Regions from separate parts of the Homo sapiens genome. Here all the other regions are linked to region 2. The links are chromatin contacts, found by Hi-C or POLR2A ChIA-PET in ENCODE. All regions are on one chromosome and are shown on one strand. The core of a region is the stretch at or near the end of the contact, and the rest is flanking DNA. Distances in the headings are between cores, read along the strand shown.

Region 1 (2,898 bases), core at 241-2,740, 4.8 Mb before region 2:
CTGGGTCTGATGACGCGAGCCTGTGGTCCCAGCTGCTCGGGTGGCTGGGGTGGGAAAATCGCTTGAGCCCGGGAGGCAAAGCTTCCAGTGATCTGAAATTGCGCCACTGCACTCCAGTCTGGTCGACAGTGAGACCCTGTCTCAAAAAAAAAAAAAAAAAAAAGAAAGAAGAAAAGAAAGAGAAAGAGAAAGGTGGCCTACGAAAAGAATGGTTGGATGCTTAGTAATGGGGGAAGCTTTATTATTTTTTCAATTATTTTTAAGACAGGAGGAGACAAATTCTGACAAGAATTGAGCTAATAGAAAGAGAGGGGTTAAAAATGCAAGAGGATATTGGATGGAGTTGGGATCCTGAGAAGGCAGGATCCAGTGGTTAAGTAAAAGGATTGCAGGATTGCGTTTAAGCCTGTGGATGGACACCTCTTTGCATTATTATAGGAAGAAGAAAAAGAGTGAATGGACGATGACGAAGTAGAGAAGTGTCTGAGGCTGCTACTTCTAGGAATAGCAGAATTCAAAGTTATCTGTTATGAGAATCAAATGAGTTAAAACATACAAAGTTTTAGCATGTAAAGTTAATACATAAAGTTTTATTTAGTTTATAATTTAGTGATTCGTAAAATTATTGAGCAAATTTAACTTATCACTGTTATATGATGATCGTGACATACTTAACTCATGTAGAAGACCAGGAATAACCTGTTTTAATTATGTTTCATTCATTTCAAACACAAGGTTATGGATTGGAAACACTCCTGTTCTTCTTTGTTGTTGTTGTTGTTGTTGTTGTTTTTAGAGACGGAGTCTCGCTTTGTCACCCAGGCTGGAGTGCAGTGGCGCGATCTCGGCTCACTACAACCCCCGCCTCCTGGGTTCAAGTGATTCTCCTGCCTCAGCCTCCGGAGTAGCTGGGATTACAGGCGTGCGCCACCATGCCCGGCTAATTTTTGTATTTTTAGTAGAGACAGGGTTTCACCATGTCAGCCAGGCTGATCTCAAACTCCTCACCTCAAGTAATCCGCCTGCCTCGGCCTCCCAAAGTGCTGGGATTACAGGCGTGAGCCACCGCGCCTGGCCTTCTGTTCTTCTTTGGATTGCTTTTCCTACAGTTTTTGTTTTCCTTAAGTTGGGGTTTCATTCTGTCGCCCGCTGGACTTTGATAACAGTAGGAATGTACATCTCAGACAAAATGCAGATGCCTAAAGTACATCTGAAAGATGATGTGAATAATTCCTGTAGTCTATGCAAATAAAGAAATAATTGCCCTTATTAAAGATTTCCTATAAGGTGAGTACTTTATTTCAGTAGCTCTTAACTTAGAAAGTTGGGAGCCTAGCTTGGTCCACAGGCGCCCAGGAGAGAGGGGCGGGAGGAAGGCTCTGCAGCCCGAGGGGGCGTGTGTAGGGGCGGGGCTGCGGGCGGAGGAGCGCGGACGCTCCGGGTATCGCGAGAGTTGGGCGGGCCGAGCAATCGCAGCAGTCTATTCCCTCACTCTCCCTGGAGGAGCCGCTGGCCCTGGACTCTCCAAATTCTGAGCTCTCATCATGGCGGCGGCGGCCGCGGCGGCCGTCGGGGGCCAGCAGCCGTCACAGCCCGAGCTGCCCGCGCCGGGGCTGGCCCTAGACAAGGCGGCCACCGCCGCGCACCTCAAGGCGGCCCTCAGCCGGCCGGACAACCGCGCAGGTGCTGAGGAGCTGCAGGCGCTGCTGGAGCGGGTGCTGAGCGCCGAGCGGCCGCTGGCCGCGGCTGCCGGCGGCGAGGACGCGGCGGCGGCCGGAGGCGGGGGCGGTCCGGGGGCGGCCGAGGAGGAGGCCCTGGAGTGGTGTAAGTGCCTTCTGGCGGGCGGCGGCGGCTACGACGAGTTCTGCGCGGCGGTGCGGGCCTACGATCCCGCGGCGCTCTGCGGCCTGGTCTGGACAGCCAACTTCGTGGCCTACCGCTGCCGGACGTGCGGCATCTCGCCCTGCATGTCGCTGTGCGCCGAGTGCTTCCACCAGGGCGACCACACCGGACACGACTTCAACATGTTCCGCAGCCAGGCCGGGGGCGCCTGCGACTGCGGGGACAGCAACGTGATGCGGGAGAGCGGGTGAGTGGAGCCCTCCCCGCGGGCGAGGCGACCCTGGGCCGGGGACGTCGCGGGAGGGCCTGGAGCGGAGCACTGGGAGCCCACTCTGAGCTGTCAAGGGGAGGGTGCGGGGGAGGGTGCAGCCACAGGGGGATGGAGGTGACTGAGCTGTCAGCGGTGGAAAGGGGGTGGGGAGGAGAAGGAGGGGAGAGGAGAGCGGAGAGCATGTTTAGGAAACCGGGCTGTGAATTTTGGGGAAGCCAGGGTGGGTAAATGATAGCGAGAAAAGAGCCAGTGTATGGGGTAGGAGGGGAGTGAGGGGAAATGATTTTTGGGGAAGCTCGTGTCGAGCTGTCAAGTGTGTACTTGTTGGGAAAGGCTGTAAAGCCTGGTTCTTGGGAAGAGACTTAGGTTGTGATTTGGATTGGCTGGGAGGGGATGTTATTGGGGACCGTATTGGCTCGCGGGATGATGAGAGCTGGGGAGGTGGTCTTGTACGTGCAGGGAAGGACGCTTGAGGAAAAGGTCTTCTGAACTGCCAGTGTGTCTGTCACTGTGAGAGAAGGAGCTCTTGAGGGTTGAGGGAGGAGGGAAGGGGAGGGGCCTGCATGAAAAGTGACTGTTGAGCTGTCAGTGGATTATTTGGTATGCTGGAATGACATTTAGAATTGGGCTACTGAGCAGTCAGTTACAGAATACCCTCCATACCAGGAGAACAAACAAAATACTGAGCGAACCAGGAATCAAGTGTTAGGTCTTCTCCAGTTAAGGGCACTTTGTTCACTCACTGATACGTGAACCTCTGTCTAAAAGGAGACAACAAATGCCCT
Region 2 (2,871 bases), core at 169-2,668:
GTCCAAGTGAATTGTAAGAGTATGATTTCCACACAGATCAACCTCAAAACCTTTTCCCAGTTTCTCATCTTCCTTTCTCACTGTCCTGTCCTATTCTTTCCCCAGTCTTTCATCTTTCTCTCTACCAAGCTGTCTTACTTTGCTTAGTTAGAATCTTTCAGTAGCCTTTTCATTTACCACCTCTCCATTCTCTACTACATATACTAGTTATGCCATTAAATTATTTAAAATAACTTGTATGCCTGTAATCCCAGCACTTTGGGAGGCCGAGGCGGGCAGATCACTTGAGGTCAGGAGTTTGAGACCAGCCTGACCAACATGATGAAACCCTGTCTCTACTAAAAATACAAAAACAAAAAAAACAAAAAACTTGTACTTAGTGACTAAAGTTATATGTGCCTTCTGAGTTTTTTAAAGCTTTATTTTATATTTCTTCACGGGGAGAAAGGAACATAAGTCAAATTGTTTCTTCCTACATATTCTAGAAAAAAGTTTTTTAATGTAAAAAGTTTCCTTAGTTCTGCTCTATAAGCCTCTGAGTAGATGGCTTGAAATTTTAAAAATCACAATATTTTATGCCAAAACATTAATCATATTAAACATAAAGTTATAACTAATGCTGTAGAATTTGATTTGCGATAGTAATTGTGCACACACTGTTATAACAGGAATAGACTTATTCTAAAAGACAAATCGTATTATAAAAGACTCTGCTTAGAAATGGTTTAGTTTGAGTTTTGAACTTAAATAGCACATTGGCAGCAACAGAACTGCAACAGCTTAGTTCCATGGTATTTTCGTTTGAAGCTTCCAATGGCTCCTTGTACTTTAAAGCACTTATTGTTGCTGGCCACACCAAAGATTCAAAGGCAGTTGTGTGGACAACTGTATCATACACCAAAAGGATATATTTACCGACATAAGCCCCCAATTTAAATGGGAAAATAAATTCCTGTGGATCCAAACTTGTCCAGTGGTCAAAAAAATTCTATTGAAAATCTTGCTTACATTTTGGCTCAAAGCATAAGTTATGAATCATTCACAATCACCATAGTGGTGAAACTAGCATTCTGGGCAACAGGAATAGCTCACATGGTGCTCTACAGAAAAATTAAACAACTTTATCTTGACATACTATGGTCCATTAAAAGCCATTTAGTTCTTCCCTGTAGCTGATAAATGAAATAAACTTAGTTTGAATATAATTTTTCTTACCGTTAAAGGGTACTGCAGGGAGCCATGGTCAGGGACACAGGCAGACAGAGGGCCAGCGGGACAGGAGCCAAGAGAGAAAACTGTCCCTGAAAAAGGTATCATCTTCTAACGCAAGTGTGGGGTCGTTTTTGGACAGCCATTTTGGACAAGCTCTGGCCTCTTGTTAAATGTGACATACTGAGTCAGAGGCAGACGTCCTTCTGTGGTTATTCGCTTCCTGTCTGATTAATTTGTTGTTTGTTGTTCCTTCCTCCTTTGCTGCAGAAAAAGAAACTAGATTGGTTTTGCTTAAGAAGCAAGCAAGAAAAAAAACCTAAATTAAAAAAAATTAAATGTTTCTCCTCCCCACAAGGTGTAATACACAGCTATTTGGTACAGTGACAAGAGGAGATGAGCACCTCCACTCAGTGAAGAGTCCAACTTTATTCTAGATATTCCCACAAAAATAACTGTTCATGGAACTTGAGATTCCTTTAGGAAAATTATATTTGAAAGTATCACTGTAAATACTGACTATTCCATTGAGTAATAGGGAAAAGAGTCACTCAAGAAAGAAAAGCTCTTACCTACCTTACCTTATCGCTTCATTAGGCTAAGGGCTTCTTCTCATTTACAGGGCATTCAAGTGTGTGGGGAGAAAGTTACAAATGCAGGTAAAGAGAGCAGGTCAGGTGTATGAAGGCAAATGAGGTTCTTTTTTTGGTTTTGTTTTATTTATTTCTTTTTTTTTAGAGAGACAGTCTTGCTGTCACTTAGGCTGGAGTGCAGTGGCGTAATCATAGCTCCCTGTGGCCCTGACCTCCTGGGTTCGAGCAATCCTCCAGCCTCAGCCTCCTGAGTAGCTGAGACTACAGGCATATGCCACTGCACCTGGCTAATTTATTTTATTTTTATATTTGGTAGAGATGGGATCTTGCTTTGTTGCCCAGCCTGGTCTTGCACTCCTAGCTTCAAAGTGATCCTTCCATCTTAGCTTCCCAGATTGCTGGGATTACAGGCTTGAGCTACCATACTTGGCAGCAAATGAGTTTTGAAACGTGATTTTGGTGCCCAAGTCAGGGTAATAATATACAGCTTAAGTCAGCTGCAGATCCATAGCTTTCTATGCCAAATGTTTCTGTCCCCCACACTTAATGGGATAACAGTAACTCTCCTAGAAGATGCTTGACAAAAGCATAGAGATAAAGAGGGTGGAAGGAAGAAAGTCAGATTTCTCATTATTAAAGAACTCAAGAGGTGGATGGCAATGGAATACATGTAGAAAACATTTTATCAAAACCTTGAGTTATGTATAGAACGATCTGAAAATGCTCATAATTTTTTCTTAACCCATCTTAAAGGTTCAGACTTACATATGCAACACATAGTATATAACTCTGAGAAAACAGTAACAGTCAAAGAATTTAAAAGAGAGGCATATTTCAGAAACTAGCTTCATTGTAAAATCTGAATGTTGGGTCCTGATTCTGCTAGGATCAGAGGCCAGAGGCATGAAAAGAACGTATGTTGTCTAACATTGCCTTACCTGTAAAGTGATGGAACTGGGCTAGATGAGTAATTTTCAACTCAGGTAGCTGTTGGGGGTGGTGAGCAGTGAGTGGGAATGGTGGGGGCAGGGGCCTGTAGCATTCAGTGGGTGGGGCCAGGAATGGGAAA
Region 3 (2,937 bases), core at 299-2,798, 3.3 Mb before region 2:
TTGTTTTAAACTCTTGGCCAAGTAGCAGTGCCTTGTAGCTTGCCTTTGCCGAGCTCCAGGGGCAGCTGAGGGTGGGCTGTCTGACCATCTGGAGATTTCAGTGTGCTCCATCCATCTCATGCCAACCTGACTTGCCAGAATTAGGGTCACTGTGCTCTGAGACACTTTGAGATGATGCTCAAGGGAGCTGTGCTCTGCAGCCTCCTGGGTCCCTTCTGCAGGTGCACTTGCTTTTTCAATCTGATGCTATTTTTCTTACCCTCTGTAGGCACTCACACGCAGAACTATTATTACTTGCTTGTTACTGCATGTTGCTGATTCATACTCATAGGAAAAAGTAATTTTATCTTCAACACCTCTTCCTTGTCATTTAAGACATATGTTAATGAAAGACAGATTTTGGCATCCACTTTTCTCTGTAGCTTTGAGGCCACAATATAGATTCATTATAAATGAAGATGCAACTGTTATTTTACTTCTATTTATATTTATAACTACACCAAAGCCATCTTGCGGGTACCTTTGCGCCTCTCAAATCCCCAACCATATTCCAAGAAACCGTATTCCAAGAAATGCTCAACATTTCATGCCTGAATTGGTATTAATGTGGCATTAATGTACATACAATGTTTTAAATAACGATGTTTTCACTCATATTTTATTATGGACACCTCCTGATTTCACATATTTTACATTACCCTAGAGCTGAATCCTTTTGAAGACATTTTAAGGGTTTTTTTTCCCCACTGCAGTACAGAATGCTTTTTTTCTTTAAGCGAGGAGTATGCAAGTGAGAGTGCTCTGCGAGGAGGGATGCCAAGTGGAAGGCTGAAGCCTGAGGGGGTGGGGCGAGTGCAGAACTAGGCAGAAGCAGAATGCTGAAAAGAACTGATTGAAAGCTTTTTGCTTTGTCATTCCTCTCAGTTCCTTTCCTTCTCTTCTTTTCCAATTTGTAATTGTGGACAAGTGTAACCTACTTATTTGCTAGAATGATTGGATCTAGAATGAGCCATAACCTTGAAGGTCGTCTGAAACAAACTCCTCTCCACTGCTATCGTTTTCTGCTTGACTCAGAAAGCTCTTTCTTCCCTGGTGCCTTTCCCAGCAGCATTTGGGCCCATCCATTACAAGAGCAGCAAGTAGAGGTTTTGGAATCAGAGAGTTCTGGGTCCGAGTTGTGACTCTGCTACTTACTAGATGTGGTATCCTGAGCAAGTTACCCAACATCTCTTCTGTAAATGGTTATCATCAAAATGAATTCCTAGGAGTTTGAGGATTAAATAATGTGTATAGTATACACAAAATCTAGCATTCAGAGCTAAATTAAGAGTAGCTAAGCAGTTCAATAGGAACTAGGACCCATGCTTCCTGTTTGACTCTGAGGCAACACTTTTTTCCATGGAAAGATACTGTCTTTCTTACAATGTCTCATAAAACCTTTGAAAAAGTCACTGTTGCTGGAATACTGTGTGTACTGCCTTGTAGATTAATAACAATACCTCACATATATTTAATGCTCTAGAATTGACAATGCACTTTCACAAGCGGGGAAAATACCCACGCCAACACTAAGTCTCCTGATGACTAACAGAGGCAGGAAGCAGGAGGAGCAGAGGCTTTGAAAGAGGTCGATTAGTGATGCAAATGTGAAGTTATCTGCACTTGTGAGGAGCATAACAAACATCAAAACCAATTAGAAGTAACAATGTGTGATCTATTCAGGCTTCAGGACTTTGATGAGTTGGAAGTTTTGGGGTTTAACAATCCAGATGGTTCTGATAGCTTTAAGTTTTGCCTCCAAGAGGGCAGCTATCTGCATATGGGTGAATTTTCACGTACAAGCTAGAGTACAGCAACGACTTAGAATCACACACGGGTAGAAACCGGGACGTGTTCACAATTTGTAGACAAAGCATATGGAATCGAGAGAGGCAAAGCAAATAAGTTCTCAGAAGTCAATGTTAAATGGGTGTTTCAATACAGGCAAATGTGTCATACCGAATGCAAAACTTTTAATAATAGAAACTGTTATCTTGACTTTCTCACAACCTTCGGAAACAGTTCCTCATGTGTGAGAATTTTTACATTTGGACGATGCTCAAAAGTGAATTTTTAGAAATGGAGAAAAAAATGAAGGGTGCATTTAAACAATATATTCCATTGTTTCTGTACTGTAAGAAGATGAAAGAATATACCTTTTACTCCTGGAAAGAAAATGGTCCTTTTGAAATTCAGCTCTCTCAGAAGATGAATTTTTAAATATCAAACTCTGCCTAACCAACTGGTCCTAGCTTTATGGATGTGAGGGGTAAATTAGAATTTCATGCAGTTATCAAATATTTTAAACTAATACCCAAGCAGTTACATTTGCAACGCTTCATGATTTCTTAACATCTATAGACAAAATTCCAAATAGGTCTTTCCCTTTTCTTTCTGTGCCAAAATCTACATTTCTATCTAGCAGCAAACCCCGAGAAGGAAGTTGTTGTAGGTAGGTTAAGAGACAGAAAGACTGACCAGGCAAGCAGAAGACACTGGTGGAAATGGCCCTGCTGCGCAGCCATGTGGAATAGGAAGGCTATGCTGGACAGAGCCCAAAAGAGACCAGTTTGTGTCTCACAGTCCAAATTTGGTTGATGTATTTTTGAAGCTTCTAAAGGTTAACTCACATGCTGTAATACATTATAGAAAGACACGAAGCCGAATTTTACTGTGCCAGTCAAGAGGCTGGCTTGAATCCGCTATTTAGAACTGAGAGAGACAGTACAATTTACATGTGTGAGAATGTGAGAATAATTTTACCTTCTGTTGTTTTTGAAACCACCTTGGGCCATGATTTTTAAACGGAGACACAAGGAGATCTGCTGGGGTTCCCATAGCAACATTAACTTATCTAAACTGCCCTTGCTGTATGTAATACTTTCATGACTAGTTTGG

What was found. A loop is a pair of places that touch in the nucleus more often than their neighbours do. ChIA-PET counts read pairs that join two places held with the same protein, here RNA polymerase II (POLR2A). Pooled maps may share reads with other maps.
Region 1: a pooled map shows a loop between it and region 2 (2.9-fold over the local background). The contact joins the promoter of UBR3 here to the promoter of WIPF1 in region 2. A Hi-C loop is called at or near these places in 5 of 50 pooled maps. POLR2A ChIA-PET finds 5 or more read pairs at or near these places in 2 of 52 experiments (GM12878 and activated CD4-positive, alpha-beta T cell).
Region 3: a loop to region 2 is called in a map of B cell, with 8 times the contacts of the local background. The contact joins the enhancer-like site here to the promoter of WIPF1 in region 2. A Hi-C loop is called at or near these places in 1 of 168 maps with a recorded cell type or tissue (B cell), 5 of 37 single-sample maps with no recorded cell type and 4 of 50 pooled maps.

Annotation. Positions count from the first base shown.
Region 1 is chr2:169,825,964-169,828,861 of GRCh38, forward strand. UBR3 (ubiquitin protein ligase E3 component n-recognin 3) reads left to right here and starts at 1,491. Exons shown (of 39, transcript NM_172070.4): 1 at 1,491-2,089. The coding sequence starts at 1,545. RefSeq lists silencers at 1,285-1,844, 2,105-2,234.
Region 2 is chr2:174,596,386-174,599,256 of GRCh38, forward strand. WIPF1 (WAS/WASL interacting protein family member 1) reads right to left here and starts at 1,419. Exons shown (of 8, transcript NM_001375834.1): 1 at 1,216-1,419. RefSeq lists an enhancer at 1,442-1,621.
Region 3 is chr2:171,317,708-171,320,644 of GRCh38, forward strand. METTL8 (methyltransferase 8, tRNA N3-cytidine) reads right to left here. Exons shown (of 10, transcript NM_001321154.2): 10 at 1-2,937. Among named protein-coding and RNA genes, the nearest start is that of METTL8, 110 kb to the right of the region's middle. RefSeq lists enhancers at 78-137, 865-964, 1,443-2,265, 2,411-2,460 and a silencer at 653-855. Within about 2 kb of position 1,549, at least 7 of the 41 ENCODE cell types and tissues checked have a DNase peak (open chromatin) inside an H3K27ac peak, as active enhancers do; they include B cell, where a contact is called at or near this core.